2 separate regions of the Mus musculus genome follow, and region 2 is linked to region 1. Evidence: chromatin loops called from intact Hi-C (ENCODE). Cell type or tissue: left cerebral cortex. All regions are shown on one strand.

Region 1 (8,000 bases):
TAACCATGTTTCTGTGAGGACCAGTGTATACGTGTACATATGTGCACATGAATGAAGGAAGGTTCCAGATAAGAGTCTAGGTAAGGGTCCTAAATCCCTTAATTTGGAGTTGCAGGCAGTTGTGAGCTGCCTAACATGGACACTGGAAAGTGAACATTGATGATATGGTAGAGCAGTATAGATTCTTAAGTGGCGATCCACCTCTCCACCCTGACCATCTTGAAAGCCAATAGAAACACACGGCAGCTCATTTACCCACAGCCCCAAGAGAGAAGAGTAAGACAGCAAAATGGCAAGGCTGAATTTCTCTTGCCAGCCAGGCCTCTCTGGTCAGTTTGAGAGACCGAGGCAACTATGCCATACTAGACACTCACGCCGCAAGCCAGCCACTTCATAATCCTCTTCTTCTTCCTCCTCCTCCTCTTCTTCCTCTTCCTCTTCACCGCTCTCATCACCCTCGCTGCCCTCAGAGGTAGACTCTTCAGTGTAATTCCTGGAAGGAAAAGCCAAGCAGAGACATGGTTTCAGTTCAGTCCAGGACGGCTTACGGAGAGCTAAAGCCCCTTACATCTCTGCAGCATGGCTATTCATGGACCAGACTGAGCTGACAGTAAGGGGAGAGACCTGGAGGTCAGTCCTACTATGCTTCAGCAGCATGTGCCCTGCCCTAGCCTACAAGGGCTTAAGGGACATCAATGGAGGAAGGGGACCAAGAACAAAATACAACCTCTACTTCCTCTCACAAACAGTATAAACCACCATTACTTTTGTCTCACAAAAGCCAGATAAGGAAACATTTTAGACACCACAGCTGCCCGACTCTGGGGTGTATTGAGAGGGCTGAGAGGCTGGCAGGTGTTACTGCACACCTTGATGGCTCTCTTCCAGGAGCTGAGACAGCTTGCAGATGACCACACAACAAAGCAACTAATCCCGGCTCAGAACAGCTGGTCTAAAAAAACACTACTTCAGAGCAGCACACCGCATGTCCCTACAAGAGGACATGGTAATGGAGACAGAGGGAGAACTAACCCAGCACGGCTGCTAAGGTGTGGTTGGAATCAAACAGCTCTGCCCTTTACAAGAGACAGCCTCGTGCCCGTAAGGATGCCCTTTCACATCTCAAATGTCAATGTAAGAAGTAACGACAGTTAACTGGGGAAATATTAGGTGCCTTCAAGGTGCTGGTTTGGCTGTACTGACATAGGAGAAACCATGTCCAAATAGACAGCAGGGAAGGAAACTAAGCATGGGTCGAGAAGGCAATGATTTGGCTGTAGATATTCAGTAGTGATTGCCTGTAGAAGCGGCTATAAAGTAACAATGAGGTAAATTTAAAGGCAGGAAAAGATGTTAATAAAGTGTATCAAGGGGCTAGAGAGATGGCTCAAACAGTGGCAGTTCTTGCAGTGGACCTAGGGCTAATTCCTAAAACCTACACAGACGCTCACAACAATCTCTAACTTGGCTTTCAGAGGACCAGTGCCCTCTTCTGGCCTCCATAGGCACCAGGCACACATGTAGTGCATAGACATAGATTCAGGTAAAATGCTTACATACAGTTAAATGTGGTGTGTATGTGTGTGTGTGTGTGAGCATGCACCCAGAAGAGCCAGGCAGATCTCTGAGTTCAAAGACATCCAGGACTATACAGAGAAACCTTGCTTGAAAGACCAAAACAAAAGAGGGAGGGTACAGGGCTAACAGCAAGAAGCAAAAATGTCAACAGTAAACAAAACCAAATGGCTCAGCAGTTAGAGCACTTGTTGCTCTTGAAGAACCAGGGTTCAATTCCCATCACCCACATGATAGCCTGTGACCACAACTCCAGTTCCAGGGGATTCAATATACCCTTCTCACCTCCATCAATATTACTTACACACACTCAGGCAAAACAGCCATACACAGAAAGAAGTAAAATTAATTAGAGGCCAGCCTGGTCTACAGAGTGAGTTCCAGGACAGCCAGGGCTACACAGAGAAACCCTGTCTCGAACCCCCCCCCCCCCCCCCGCCGCAAAAGAGAGAGATACAAAGAGAGAGAGAGATACAATTAAAACTATACACACACACGCGCGCGCGCGCACAGTCACACCCTAAACCAGAGTCATATAGCACCTAAGCTCCTGTATCTGTACCATAAATGACCAAGCTTTGCACCCTAATAAGCTTTAACTCCTTAGAAACGCTCAGTTTTGAGTAACTGAAACTAATTTTCCAACGAAGTTATCTAATGGTCTCACACAGCCCAGAAAGTCTTTGAACTGTTTTGTAGCCAAGGATGACCCAGTGCTACTGATCCTCCTGCCTCCACCTTCCTAGTGTTTGGGATAACAGACTTGTAGCACCATGCCTGACTTCTGCAGTGCTAGGGATCAAATCGAGGCCTTTTTACATGCCAAGTGAATATTAACCAGATCTCCAGCCCCCAGCTTACTTTTAAAAACTTCTCACCTGCCACGGGAATTGCGTCTGGCAGTAGGAGGCTGGCAAGCTGGACACTGCCACTCGCCATCTGGTACTTCATAAAGGGCCGGCCTCAGACAGAACAGGTGGAAGGCTTTATTACACTCGTCACACAGGATCAGCTTGTCATCCTCACCTGCAAAGACAGGCGCACACAGCACTGTTGGCAGCGCAGCACAGCGCAGCACAGCACTTCTCCCTCTCCTTATTCACGCCCATGTGTGCCCGAGAATCTGGATCCCCTAGAGCTGGAGTCCTAGCTGCCCAACACGGATCCTCTAGAACAGCTGCAAGCACTTGTGAGCGTGGAGCACCACTCCAGCTCCTTTGTCTTTCTTTCAAGACAAGGATTCAGTGTATAGCACACAGTGGCCTAGAATCCGGGGAGCTCCTCCTGCCCCTGCCCCCCAAGTGGTAGAATCACAGGTACATCCCAGCACCCCCTGCTGCTTCTCTGTATGCACATGGAGGCTAGAGGCTGACATTAGTTGCTGTATTTGACAGCTTTCCACATCAGCATACTGAGTCTCTCACTGGAGCCCAGAGCTAGACACTGGTTCTGTCAAACCCCCTGTCTCCACCTCCTTACTTAGGTGAGCAATGGAACTAGGTCTTCAGGCTTGTGTGCAACTTTGTAACAAAGATGTTACCAACCTGAACATCTTTGCAGCCTGCTCTTTAAAAAGTGCATTTACTTTCTGAAAATTGGACAATTTAGGGAGAGTTCCTAACTCATCTCCTCAGAACTACCAAGAAGCAGGGCAGGGCAGTTAATAGTCACTAAGAGTTAACTAAGGGACATGGGGACACACTCCTTTAATGCCAACACTGAGGAGGCAGAAGCAGGTAGGTATTTTTGAGTTTTTCAGTCTAGCCAGAGTTACATGAGACACTATCTCAAAATAAGTAAGTAAATAAATAAAACATGTTTAATTGTACATGTACTTTAACTAAAAGGCAGAAAAATCACTGGCTGGAGACTCTGCTGTTCTTCTTGGACCCCGAAACTCTCCCACACATGTCTGCATGGTCCTCAGTAGTCTGGTTTCTCCACACTGTATGACCTTCATCTGACTAACTTTCTTTTCTAACTATCAGTCTGGTCAGTTTTACAGCAACCAAGTCTACACAGTGCCTCACTCTTTGGAAACTGAGCCCTAAGCTAACTCATAAAGATGGACTTAGTCAAGGAGAAATAAAAACCATTTCCAAATGCTCTGTTCCCAGCTCTAGGCTAAAGACTGAGGTCTGGGTGTGCAATGTGCAAAGACTGCCCCCTGCTGGAAGCACCTACCTCATCTCACAGCTGACAAATGCTCTACGGTTCCTGAGGGACTGTAGATTTTAAATTAACTAACTTGCATGCAGAAAGTCTGCCTACCACAGTTTAACCGTGCACACAGGAACAGGGCTAAATGATGCACAAAAATTCCTTCAGAAGGTGGATTGTGGTGGTTCCCAGCACTTGGGAGAGAGAGGCAGCCAGTCTGATCTACAGAGCAAGTTTCAGGACAGCCAAGGCTACACTGAGAAACCCCGTCTCAAAAAACCAAAATTCCTTCAAAGGAAAAGAAAAAGGTTTTGGAAAGCCTAGTCCCAAACAGTCAATGAACAACTTTCCTCAATGCATACCTTTCTTTCGACAAACTTTGCACCTAGCGTTTTCTGCTGACATGTCCCACTTGATACATGCATCGAGCATCCCAAGTAGAACATGCATCCTGGAAAAGGTCTGTGCTTCACGGATTGCTGTTTTCCATTTTTCCAGTGCAGAGGCAACCTAAGCAGCAAGTGAAACAGCCAGATATTATGACCATGATATTATGACCAAAGATTAGACAGGGCTAAGGATGGGTAAGGAAAGAATTCAGAGAATATTTGAATTTTAGAGTTTCATTAAAACCCACCATCAAGGCTTCAAAATAAAAACCAAGCCTGGAAGAGGTCACAGCAAAACTAAGCATAGAGTAGGGATAAGCAACATGTCTCTTCCAGTGACATCAGTGTCATTTAGAAGTAGAATGAGCCAGGCAGTGGTGGCGCACGCCTTTAATCCCAGCACTTGGGAGGCAGAGGCAGGAGGATTTCTGAGTTCGAGGCCAGCCTGGTCTAGAAAGTGAGTTCCAGGACAGCCAGGGCTACACAGAGAAACCCTGGGGGGGGGGGGGGGGCAAAACCACAGCACCTCATAAATATGCACAATTATTAGGTATTAAGGAACTTTTAGAGTGTTTAAATGGGACTAGGTGATTAAGAGTACTTGCAGAGGACCTTCCCAGTACCCACAGAGTGGTTTATAAGAATCTAGACCTCCAGTTCAGAGGATCTAACATCCCTCCTCTTCTTACCTCTGTGGGCACCAAAACCACATGTGTTACACATGCACGCGTGCATGTGCAGGCAAACCACTCACATGCATAAACTAAATCTAGTCAGGTTGTGGTGGTGCGTGCCTTTAATCTTAGCACTAAAGAAGCAGGGGCAGGCAGATCTCTGAGCTCAAAGCCAGCGTGGTCTACAGAGCAAGTTCCAGGACAGCCAGGGCCACACCAAAAAACTCTGCCATAAATATACAAATAAATGAATGAATGAATGAATTTCTAACTAAATGAACTGTATTTAAAGAGGAGAGATACTAGCTACTCTATTACTATATAGACTGTACATATACTGAGTTATATTGCATTACTATTAAATTTATACAACTGAAATAATAAAAGATAAGCCAGGTCTGAAAGCTTATGGAACGGGTATAAGTCCTTGTGCTCACAGAGAAGCACTTGGGACCCTGGAATGCTAACCACATGGGGTTTTCACTTCAAAGGAAGGGATGTATGAGCTGTCATCCCTAGAATGCTGGGAGTAGACGTACACTAGTCTGGCAACCTTTATCTGTGACATCACACCAGATCCTCCCCTAAAGCCTTATCCTAAGCTTGTTTTCTTCAAGCTACAGAGCCCATCTTTATAAAGGTGCTGTGAGGAGTCATTCGTGCATGGAGGCGTCACTCGTACTTCACGTTTTGATGCAGCTGCCTCTGATCTTAGCTTAGCTTACTTCGCGCTTTACTGTACATGAGATTGGGTTAATCACTAATAGGAAAATTTTCACCAAATTGTACGGTACTTAAAAATGCATAAAATAGGGGTTGGTGATTTAGCTCAATTGTAGAGTGCTTGCCTAGCAAGTGCAAGGCCCTGGCTTCAGTCCTCAGCTCTGGAGGGGTGGGGGTGGGGGTGGGGGTCGCAGACAAAATAAAAATGCCTAAAATAAATCACCCGGGGTCAGATTCCTGATGTTTGAACCAACATCAGTCAGTAATGTTGAACTGAACTGTCTTCTTGCTTCCCTCGGATCATTCTATGTTGTCTGGTGCTAAGAGACTCCCACAGCGACTCAGATCTGTAATTTCAGCACTTGAGAGTCTGAGGCAGGAGGATCACTATGAGTTCAAGGTCAGCTTGGGCTATAGGGTAAAACCTTGTCTCATAAAAACAAAACAAAACAAAAAAGGGGCAGACACAGTAAGAGTTGTCAGAACAAATGCAAACAAATTAGAGACAAAGCCAGACATAGTGACACACATCTATTATTTCAACACTCAAGAAGCTGAGACAGAATTATAGGTTTGAGGCAAGCCTGGACCACATGGTTAAGACTCAGTCTCAAGGGCTGGAGAGATGGCTCAGCAGTTAAGAGCACTTCCAGAGGTTCTGAGTTCAATTCCCAGCAACCATGTGGGGGCTCACGGCCCTCTTTAATGAGATCTGATGCCCTATTTTGGTATGTCTGAAGACAGCTACAGAGTACTCACATACATAAAATAAAAGACCCAGTCTTAAAAGAGACAGAGAAGGAGAGAAGAGAAATAGAGACAGAAAGAGAGAAAGAATGACAGACCCCAGGATTTTCCTAAAGTATACATTATGTTTCTCAATTCAGAGAAACAAAATTGGTGTTGTATTTATAGACTAGGACTGAAGAGTTGGCTTACAGTTAAGAGTACTTCTGCTCTTGTAGAGAGCTATAGCTCAGTCTCCAGCACCCACATCAGGTAGCTGACAACTGCCCATAACTCTAGTTCCAGGGGAGCTGATGCTTTCTTCTGGGTTTTTGAAAGCATTGTATGCACATGGTGCACACACAGACAAGCAGGCACACACATATCAATATAGGTGGAAATAAACACTATTTAAAAATTTTTTAAATGCATACCCTAGACCTTGAAACGATCTCACAGATCCCAAGAAACTGGAGCCCAGACGAGACTGACATAAACTCATGTAGCAGCCTGGTCCCGGCCAAGGAAACTCTGGCCCTTGCTAAGTGGAAACTTTCAAAGCGGAGGACAGTGGAAAATTTTGAGCTGTGGCAAAACTGACCTTTGGTGGGAGCTGCAGGGCAGGATATTGCTAGAACAGAACACAGCAGAACAACTCAGCAAGCAACCTGATTTTTCCAAGAAGTTCTCCACTTCTGTACTGTCTAGGGCTTATATTTATTTCAGCTTAGGGTTTAGTACAAAAAGGGACCTTAATGAGACTTAATTACCTGGTCCTCAGTAAGAAGAAAATGTCACAAGAAAAATGAATAGCTAGGAAAGATCCTTTCTAAGAGCTTTCCAATAAAAATCCGTACACAGCTGGGTTAAAGGGCAGCATGGCTCACAGGGAGCAGGCAATCGACACCAAGCCCAACAAGACCTGCATGATGAAATGACAGGCTCCTGCAAACTGTCCTCTGACCCCCACTTGCTGTGACACACAAATATGTGCAACACACATACACATAAAACAAAAACTGAGTTAAAAACAAAACCCATGTAGCATTCAGTAAACCAGCTTCTCATAAATACAGTCATAGGCGTGTAAACCCGCTTCCTCCAAACGCTCCTCCCTGAACCATGCACCACGGGGTCTAAGGAAAGTAAGGAGGAACAACTGTGCATGAACTCTGAGGCGTTTAGGAAGAGCAGGAGACTTACTCTTAAGCATTTTTGCTTGTAATCACATATGCACAGATAAAAGGGCTTGTTGGACCAGCTAGAACTGGAGTTAAGAGACAGTTGTGAGCTGCCATGTGGGTGCTGAAAATTGAACCCAGGTCCTCTACAAGAGCAGCCCGATGCTCTCAACTGCTTTGCTATCCCTGTAGCCCCCAGGGAAGAGACTTATTAAAGCTATCTGCCTATAGTGATGCTTGCCTGTGCATCACTTGGGAGGTTCAAAGAGGACTCAGAAGTTCAAACCCAGCTGGGGCTATATTAAGACCCTGGATTAAAGCAAAACAAAACAAAGCCGGGCGTGGTGGCGCACGCCTTTAATCCCAGCACTCAGGAGGCAGAGGCAGGTGGATTTCTGAGTTCGAGGCCAACCTGGTCTACAAAGTGAGTTCCAGGACAACAAGGACTATACAGAGAAACCCTGTCTTGAAAAACCAAAACCAAAACAAAACAAAAAAAGCAAAACAAAACAAACAACACAAAACAAAAGGTCAGGCATGGTGAAACACACCTTTAATCACAGGGGCCGGTA
Region 2 (8,000 bases), 130 kb before region 1:
AAACCCTTCACTGCTCCCTAAGATTACAGACTGCACATTGTTATGGGTTTGTTTGGTTGGGTTGGTTTTTCAAATCAGGGTTCTGTGTAACTCTGGCAACTCACTCTGTAGGCCAGGCTGGCCTGGACCCTGGACCTCGTGCCTCTGTCTCTCAAATGTTAAAGGTGTGTCCTGTGGTGTGTTGGCTTAGAGCTGAAGAGGCTGTGATATAGACAGGAGAGCGGAAAGGTGGCAGGGGCGGGAGGGCAGTTAGACTGGAGAGCAAACAGGGGGTCACAGAATGCAGAACAAGAACCGCAAGAACACCAGGGTTCAGGGGAAAAAAAAAAACAGGTCTCAGAAGAGACTGCAGAGAACTGCTGCCAGGGCCAGAGACGTGGCTCAGCAGTTAGGAAGACACACTGCTCTCGCAGAGGACCTACGTGCAGTTCCTAGCACCGTGTCCAGCAGTCCAATGTCCTCCTCAGGCACATGCCCTCACCCATGCACAGACATGTGCACCACTTAAAAGCAACATCTTTCTTAAAAACAAAGAAAATTCTGTTGGGAAAGTAGGAAAAACATCCAGAGAAAGCAGTGATTATCCCACATACACACACCTAGTCTCCCCTCTAACAGACTCCTACTTCCTTGAGAACCTGGACACAGAGGAAAATGAAGGCACCCGGGCACGATGTTCAGCTCTTACCTGGAAGCCCGACCCTGGTAGGAGAAACCTTGTCTCTTGAAATAATCGATTGCATCCTCAGGGCGGGTCTTGAGCGTGTTCACACGCACGAACCGTGGTACCTGGTAGGCTAGAAGTCACAGTGGTCAAGTGGGGAGGGAGGTGAGCCTTCTGAGGGTCACTCCCCTCCCGCCCCTCAGCCTCCAAGTCACCTTGGCCAGGTCTGGAGCTCTCTTGCAACAGGTCCTCATTTCGGCTCACACCCCGATGAACCTTGAGTCGGGCCAGCTCAGCCTTGAGCCTTGCCTGGTGCCGGCCCAGCAGAGCCTTCCATCGGCCTCCACCCCCTCGAAACCCCTTCCCCAGCAATAATTCATACACTAGCACCTGGACAGGAAAAAACACAAAACTATTAACACCATAAAACCCTCCAGTGGGAGAAGTAGGTACCTGTCCAGATGGTCATGTCAATAGAGTTCTCTTGCCCAAGATCACAAAAGAAATTAATGGCATGATGTTAGGGCAAATGTCCATAATGCCAGCAACATCAGATGCATAAGCAAGAAAACTACAAGCTAACTGGGTAATGGTGCCTTTAATCCCAGCACTCAAGAGGCAGAGACAAGCGGTTCTCTGTAAGTTCGAGGTCAGCCTGATCTACAGAGTGAGTTCCAGAACAGCCTGGGTGACACAGAGAAAGCCTGTCTCTAAAGACCGAAGAGGACGAAAGGGGGAGAAGGAAGAGGAGGCAACGGAGGCGGTGGCTCAGCAGTAGGGTAGGAAGCTTGCTTAGTATCCACCAGAGAAGAAATAGGGATTGCAGCTCAGCAATAAGCACCTGCCTAGAATCCCCCAGTGAGGGGCTGGGGGTACTGCTCAAAAATAGAGCATCTGTCTAGTGATGCTGTCCAATGAGGTGTTGTGGGTGTGACTCAGTGGGAGAACTCTTCTATGGCTTGTTGGAGACTCTGGGTTCAATCTCCCAGCATTACAAAAAGACAGGCATCCAGGCAGGCGGGTAAAGAGACGAGAGCAAATGCCATCTGCAAACCCCGTGTCCTGCCCCATGCCTGAAGCTCCCCCTCCCCACCCTACCCCACCCCCCAGGTCGCCAGCAGAGCTCTGGACCCCGACCGACCTTGCCATCATCACCCTGTCCGGTAGGTAGCCTCAGCCACTACTAGTTTGCACCTTCGTCCTACTTAGCCCTTCCTGCAATGCTCCAAGGGGAGTCACATCTGACCCAGCTCAACTGGGACCCCAGAAAGAAGTGTGAGAGCCACGCACGGGTAACAGCCTCTGGCCGCCGCTCACCTTGGCAAGGTGCGGTCTCAGCTTCTTCTCGGCGCGAAGGAGCCCAGCACTGGCGATGACAGCGTCCAGCACGGCCGAGTAGCGCTGCGTCTCGCACACCAGAGCGTACAACTGCTTCAGGTTCTGTGCGACACAGGGGACACCCGCTGCACCCCACGCGGGCCTCGCCTCGCCTCGCCCTCCCGCCCGGACAAGCCCCGCTCCCCAGCCCGGCTTGCCAGCCCCCGGCCTCACTACCTGGAAGTTGCTGGAATACACCAACCCCTTGAGGGAGCCCTGGCGGCTTTCCACGCCGGCCAGCACCGCCGCGGCGGCCGCGTACAGCCCCATGCTCTCCCCGCCTCAAGCGCTCTACGACACTGTCGCAAAACTCGGGCTGGCTTTACGGCCGCCGCAACAATTTGTACAACCGGATTTCCGGAGTCAAAGGGTTCGCTGCTTTCCGTTTTCAGCGTCCAAAAATTAATCTTAGGCTCTAAATCCGAGCGGGCTGGCTCACGCCTTTAATCCTAGCGCGCGGGAAACAGAGGCAGAAGGATCTTTGCGAGTTTAAGGTCAGCTAGGTCTAAGTAGTTACAGGACAGCCAGAGCTACATAATGAGGTCCTGTATGTAGAATGAAAAAAGTCTACTTTCTTTTTAGAATTCAGTGTAGCTATTTTGTAGTTTGTTGTTGTGGATTGGTTTTTTTTTTGTTTGTTTGTTTGTTTTTGTTGTTTTTTTGAGACAGGGTTTCTCTGTGTATCCCCTGGCTGTCTCTGTAGAGACCAGGCTGGCCTCGAACTCAGAAATCCGCCTGCCTCTGCCTCCCAAGTGCTTTTATTAAAGGCGTGCACAACCACGCCAGGCTATTTTGTAGTTTTTAATTTTTTTTTTAAGACTTTGGAACTCAGAAGGCTACGCAGACTCTCCTAGCAGTCCTGTGTCAGCCTCTCCCTGTGACCGGATGAAAGGTTCAGTAATAAAGCACGTGCCTTGATGCCTCCACTGAGAGGTTGGGATGTGGCTCAGTGGTAGAGCCCCTGCCTAGAATCCCCCAGGGAGGGGCTGGGGCGTGGCTCAGTGGTAGAGTCCCTGCCTAGAATCCCCCAGGGAGGGGCTGGGGGCGTGGCTCAGTGGTAGAGCACCTGCCTAGAATCCACTGGTGTGCTTGGAGTTGTTGAACACCCATCTAGTAAATGTGGCTCTCTGGGACCCTAGCGCTGGAAAAAGTAGATTGTTTAAAAAAAAAAAAAAAGTGGGTGTTTAATAGGGCCGACAGACATTGTCCCTCGGAGTAGAGCACTTGCCTAGCATGTGCAAAGCCCTGGGATCAATTCTCAACATTGATGAGGAGGACCAATGATGGGACTCAATCTATATAGAGGGCTTGCCTAACAGGCAGAAAGCCTTTGGTTCCAATCCTTCCACTGTATAAACCGGGCATGATGGTACGCTCCTGATGGCTCACTGGTTAAGAGCACTGTCTGCTTTTCCAAAGGTCCTGAGTTCAATTCCCAGGAACCACATGGTGGTTCACAACCATCTATAAGGGGATCTGATGCCCTCTTCTCACATCTTTTAAGAAAAGAAGGAAGGAAAGGAAGAAAGATTGATTTGAGGTCATCTTTGGCTAGCCAATTCACACCAGCCTGGACTACATGAGACAATCAAAATAATGGTAGTTGGGCCTAAGAAAGGTGGCTCAGACCTTAAGAGCACATACTGTTCCCAGACATGTTAGGCAATCAAAACCTTTTGTAATGCCACCTCCAAGGGATTCCATAGTTTCTGACTGTTGGCTTACAGACAATTCTGCTAGGCTCTGCTCAATAGCAACTTAGCAACAGCTTGCGTCATCGGCTGCCACTTATGCGGCTTGCCAGGTACAGCAGCAGTGTTGAAGAGGACTGCTAGTCACTACCCAAGTCTCCTCTCCTTTCACTCTCGCTGTCCCCACGTGTTCCTGGCCCGCCTGTCTCTTCTTCTTTCTGCCCCACCCCCTTCCCTCCCTCTACCCTTTTCCAAGTCCCCACTCTCTTTCCTTTCCCAACAAACTTTATACTAGGCCTATCGCGTGATTCCTCAAGGGGACGCCTTGGCAGCGCCTGCCAGGCACCTTCTTACTCCGGTCATGACACCTCTGTGGGCACAGCACCCGCAAGCATTCACCTACATAAAAATAAGTATTAAAATAGTAGTAGTAATAATTAATGAGAAAAATGTCAAATGCATTGTTTTTAATAGATGTTTGAAGGCCCCAGTGATAACGTTTAAATATGTGAGGAAATGTTTCTGCCCTCTGCTGGACAAGTTGGGAAGCACAGGGCTACTTTATTTTTTATTTATTTTTATTAGATATTTTCTTTATATACATTTCAAATGCTACCCCAAAAAGTTCCCTATACCCTCCTCCCGACCTGCTCCCCTACCCACCCTCTCCCGCTTCTTGGCCCTGGCATTCTCCTGTACTGGGGACAGGGCTACTTTATGAGCAACTATAGGACCTGGTAAGGTGCAAGGTGGCACGCATACCCCTAGGTGGTGAGGAAGAGGCTATATCCCCTGATATAAATGTTCTGGGGACACGCGGGTGTGAAGAATCTTTTCAAGCAGTCCAAACACTGAGACCCAGCGGAAGCCCTCAAATCCCTTTGTCTTGCAAGACAGACCAGGACAGCCTATACCTGTCCCAGTGTGAAGTGCCCAGGCCCACTGGGTGGGGGCAATACCATGGGCAGTGAGTTGCTGCCCCTCTCATGCCAACATGTGTCCAGGATAGGGTACAGCTTGCCCTGGAAGTCAGCTTGGAAAGTATAGAGTGTCCGCAGATCATCAGGACGGTCAGCGTCAAAGAACGTGAGCTCACCCTGCTCATAGTGTAAGTAGACGCCGATGCGATGAGGGTGGCCAGCCACAGGCAGTGGCAGCCGTGGGCAGCCAAAAGCCTCATACACCCGACCCTCTTTCAGGCCAATTAGCCACACACCGTGCTCTGGGGACTTGTTCAGCTTGCCTTTGCGGCTGGCTGTGCCCTTGATGACCCCCAAGCGCCAGTCACTCTTGCTCCCCACCACCACTTCCCAGTAGTGGCGACCCCAAGAGAAGCCCTTGCTAGCCAGGACACAGGTGCTATAGTCGAAGCGCTCGGGTTGGCTGGCTCGTCTCTGGGCAAGGAGGCCACAATGCACCACTGTGTTGCCCTTAGAGAGCTCCAGCAGAGGGTGGGCAGTAGCCGGGTCCAGCTTGAGAGATGCTGGAGCTAGAAGAGAAAGAGTCCTGTGGTTGGCTCACAGAGAAACCGCAGACCCTGCCCAGGAGGCAATGGCAGGCCGAGTCCTCAGGTACAGGAACCGTGCTGACTCTGTGTTCCCATGCTGGGAGGGGCAGACACAGGGCTGTGTGTATGGAAGGGATGAAGGATGGGTGGGGTATCGGGTAAGTGGATGAGATGGGCAAGTGGGTGGGCGGATCATGCCTGTGGAGCGCATTAGACGTGGCCACTTGTGAAGGAGTTCGGCTATGGAACAGGTTTACTGCGTTGCAAATGTGTGTGCCTACACAGCCACTCCCACATCTCCTCTCCACCCCCACACAGGCCCCCTTTAAGTTCTCTCTATGCTTCTTGGTACCCTTGATGAATTGGGAGGATAACAATTTGGGGCCTCACCTGGCAGAACCTTCCGGAAGAGTCTCTTCCACACGGTCAGTTTGATGTCAGCCTGGTGGAGAGCTGGCTTGAAGGAGATGGGACTGAAGACGCCTTCCAAAGGCCGAGCCTGCTGGACCTCTGCCCTGTGTACATGGGTTCCAGTGGTTGGGGAGCTCTGCATCAAGACTGCCTCCCACTCTCCTCCTCATGTGGGGGTCCACAAGACTAAAGTCACCACTCAGGCCACACATTCATAGCACCCTTTCCTCTCAAACCTCCTTCCTGGAGAACATGCCTGCTTCCTAGAACTGGGATTGTCAGGGAGCTGAGGAAGGCCCCGAGGAAATGTGCAAAGTGCAGATGAAGTCTTGAGGGGGTGCAGTTGTTGACTTGGGTGTGGCCCAAGTCAAGGACCTCAATGTTTCAGATCCCTGGAATGGCAAAGCCTTCCCCCAAGGTGAAGCTCAGGGGATGCCAAAACCTTCCCCTTGTCCCAGACCAAGTGTTGACAAAAGATTGACTCGTGTGTGCAAAACCTGCAGCTTCCAGATGTTTGAGACTGCTGGCCTGTAGACACCTCCTGCTAACTCCCATCCCATCCACCCACCCCCACTCTGCATATAACAAGCATGCCAGGACCCCAGGTTGCTGTGAGGTTGACACCAGTGCCTCAGAGTGTGCATGTCCCACCCGAGCCCAGCTTTTCTGCCTGTGTGTGTCTATGAACTTGTCCTCTCTTCATTCACTCGATGCCTAATCAGGTTTCCAGAACCACGCCATGCAGGACACAGTGGGGATGCTGCACAGCTGCTGCTGTAGACAGAATTAGAAGCATCTTCCACAGGCTCATGTTCTGAAATTTGGTTCCCAGCTGGTAAAACTCTTTAGAAAGAGGTGGGGTGTGGCTGGTGGGAATAGGTCTTTGAAGGTTGTCCCCACTTCTGGCTTCAGTCTTATCTCTCTACTTCCTATCTGCCAGCATATGAACAAGCTGTGAATACTGTCACACCTCCCTGACCATCTAAAACCAAAACAAACCTCTCCTCCCTTAGGTCACTTGCATCAGGTAATGTGGTCTCAGCAAGGCAAGGTCACTAGTACAGCAGGTGTTCACAGAGCACGGGGCTGGGGAAACAAGTCTAACTTTCCTGGGAACTTGTTAGAGATGCAGAGCCTTCGGCCCTGCCCCAGATCTGCTCATCAGAAACCGATCACCCTGGGAAAGTTGTACAAATGTGTTTTAGCCAGCCTGCAAGGTGTTTCTCATGTGTGCTGACACCTGAGACGCACTACATCAGGTAACCTGATTCTGCTCCCAGCAAATTGTCTGTTCATTTCTATCTGTGCTCTGTAGGCACGTGACCCCAAAGACTAAAGAAATCCAGGAGCACAGGCTGGAAGGTGGCTCACTGGGTAAATTGAAGACCTGAGTTCAGTCCCCAGAACCCACCGGTCATGGTGGCTAAAGAGATAGCTCACTGGCACTGGTTGCTCTTGCAGAGGACCTGGGTTCAGTTGCCAGCATACACAACTGTCTGCAACTCCAGGTCCTCGGGATCCATCTCCCTCTTCTGACCTCTCCACTCATGGAACACACAGTTGGTACACAGACATATCTGCGCACCATCACATAAAATAAAAGGATAAATCTAAAAGGCCAAGTGCAGTAAATACCGGGAAAGCGGAGGCAGACAGATCCCTGGGGCTCTCTGACGGGTCAGCCTAGCCAACTTGGTGAGCTCCAGGCTAGTGAGAGGCCATACCTCGAAAACTCAAACTGGACAGTGTCTTTACAACCGCCAGGGCTGGCTTCTGGCCTCCACACCCATAAATGTGCATGCACACCAACACCTAAAGAAAACTAGAGAGGTGGCTGGCTAAGTGGTTAAGAACACTGTCTGGTCTTCTAGAGGACCCAGGTTCGATAGGCAGCACCCACATGGCAGCTTACAACCATCTGTAACTCCAATTCCTGGGAATCCAATGCTGTCTTCGGCTTCTGTGGGCTCTTCACACTGACATATATGCAGGCAAAACACTCATACACATAAAATAAGAATCAGGAAGAAAGAAAACAAGGAGCCACACATGGACAGGATGGGCTCAGGAGCTGTTGAGTTTTCCAGCGCTCACTAACTTTCCCCTTCCGAGGTCTGAAGAGTATACGTCAAGGTCCCTCATTCTGGTTGTCCCTGCCTGGGACATCTCCTTCCTCACACGTAATAGTTGACTCCACAGATGAACTTCTCTGCACCCTGTGCTCTGCACACATGTCACTCTCATTTCCCTGCCTGCCTGCACACCTCGGCCTTCTCGGCTGTCACCCCAGTCCCTGGCCATCACCTTCCTCCACAGCGTTGTCATAGCCTGAGGCAATTATCTGTTGCTA

The links. Hi-C counts contacts between places; a loop is a spot of excess contacts. Peaks named below come from ENCODE experiments on the same cell type or tissue, not always from the same donor. Only the 100,000 strongest peaks of a DNase experiment are listed, where the experiment ranks them.
Region 2: a loop joins it to region 1, with 2.3 times the contacts of the local background. A loop is called at or near these places in 5 of 42 quality-filtered maps.

The regions. Positions count from the first base shown.
Region 1 is chr5:135,232,520-135,240,519 of GRCm38, reverse strand. Baz1b (bromodomain adjacent to zinc finger domain, 1B) reads right to left here. Exons shown (of 19, transcript NM_011714.2): 14 at 4,098-4,245; 15 at 2,454-2,601; 16 at 375-493. Among named protein-coding and RNA genes, the nearest start is that of Fzd9, 15 kb to the left of the region's middle. In left cerebral cortex, CTCF peaks have their summits at 1,495 (motif pointing left) and 3,746 (motif pointing left); a DNase peak (open chromatin) is centred at 3,748.
Region 2 is chr5:135,364,295-135,372,294 of GRCm38, reverse strand. It overlaps Trim50 (tripartite motif-containing 50), which reads right to left. Exons shown (of 6, transcript NM_178240.3): 5 at 5,630-5,754; 6 at 4,641-5,221. The coding sequence ends at 4,641. Nsun5 (NOL1/NOP2/Sun domain family, member 5) reads right to left here and starts at 2,342. Exons shown (of 10, transcript NM_145414.2): 1 at 2,219-2,342; 2 at 1,982-2,104; 3 at 880-1,054; 4 at 689-797. The coding sequence starts at 2,311. In left cerebral cortex, a CTCF peak has its summit at 4,261 (motif pointing left); DNase peaks (open chromatin) are centred at 2,360 and 4,199; H3K4me3 peaks cover 1,705 bases; H3K27ac peaks cover 842 bases.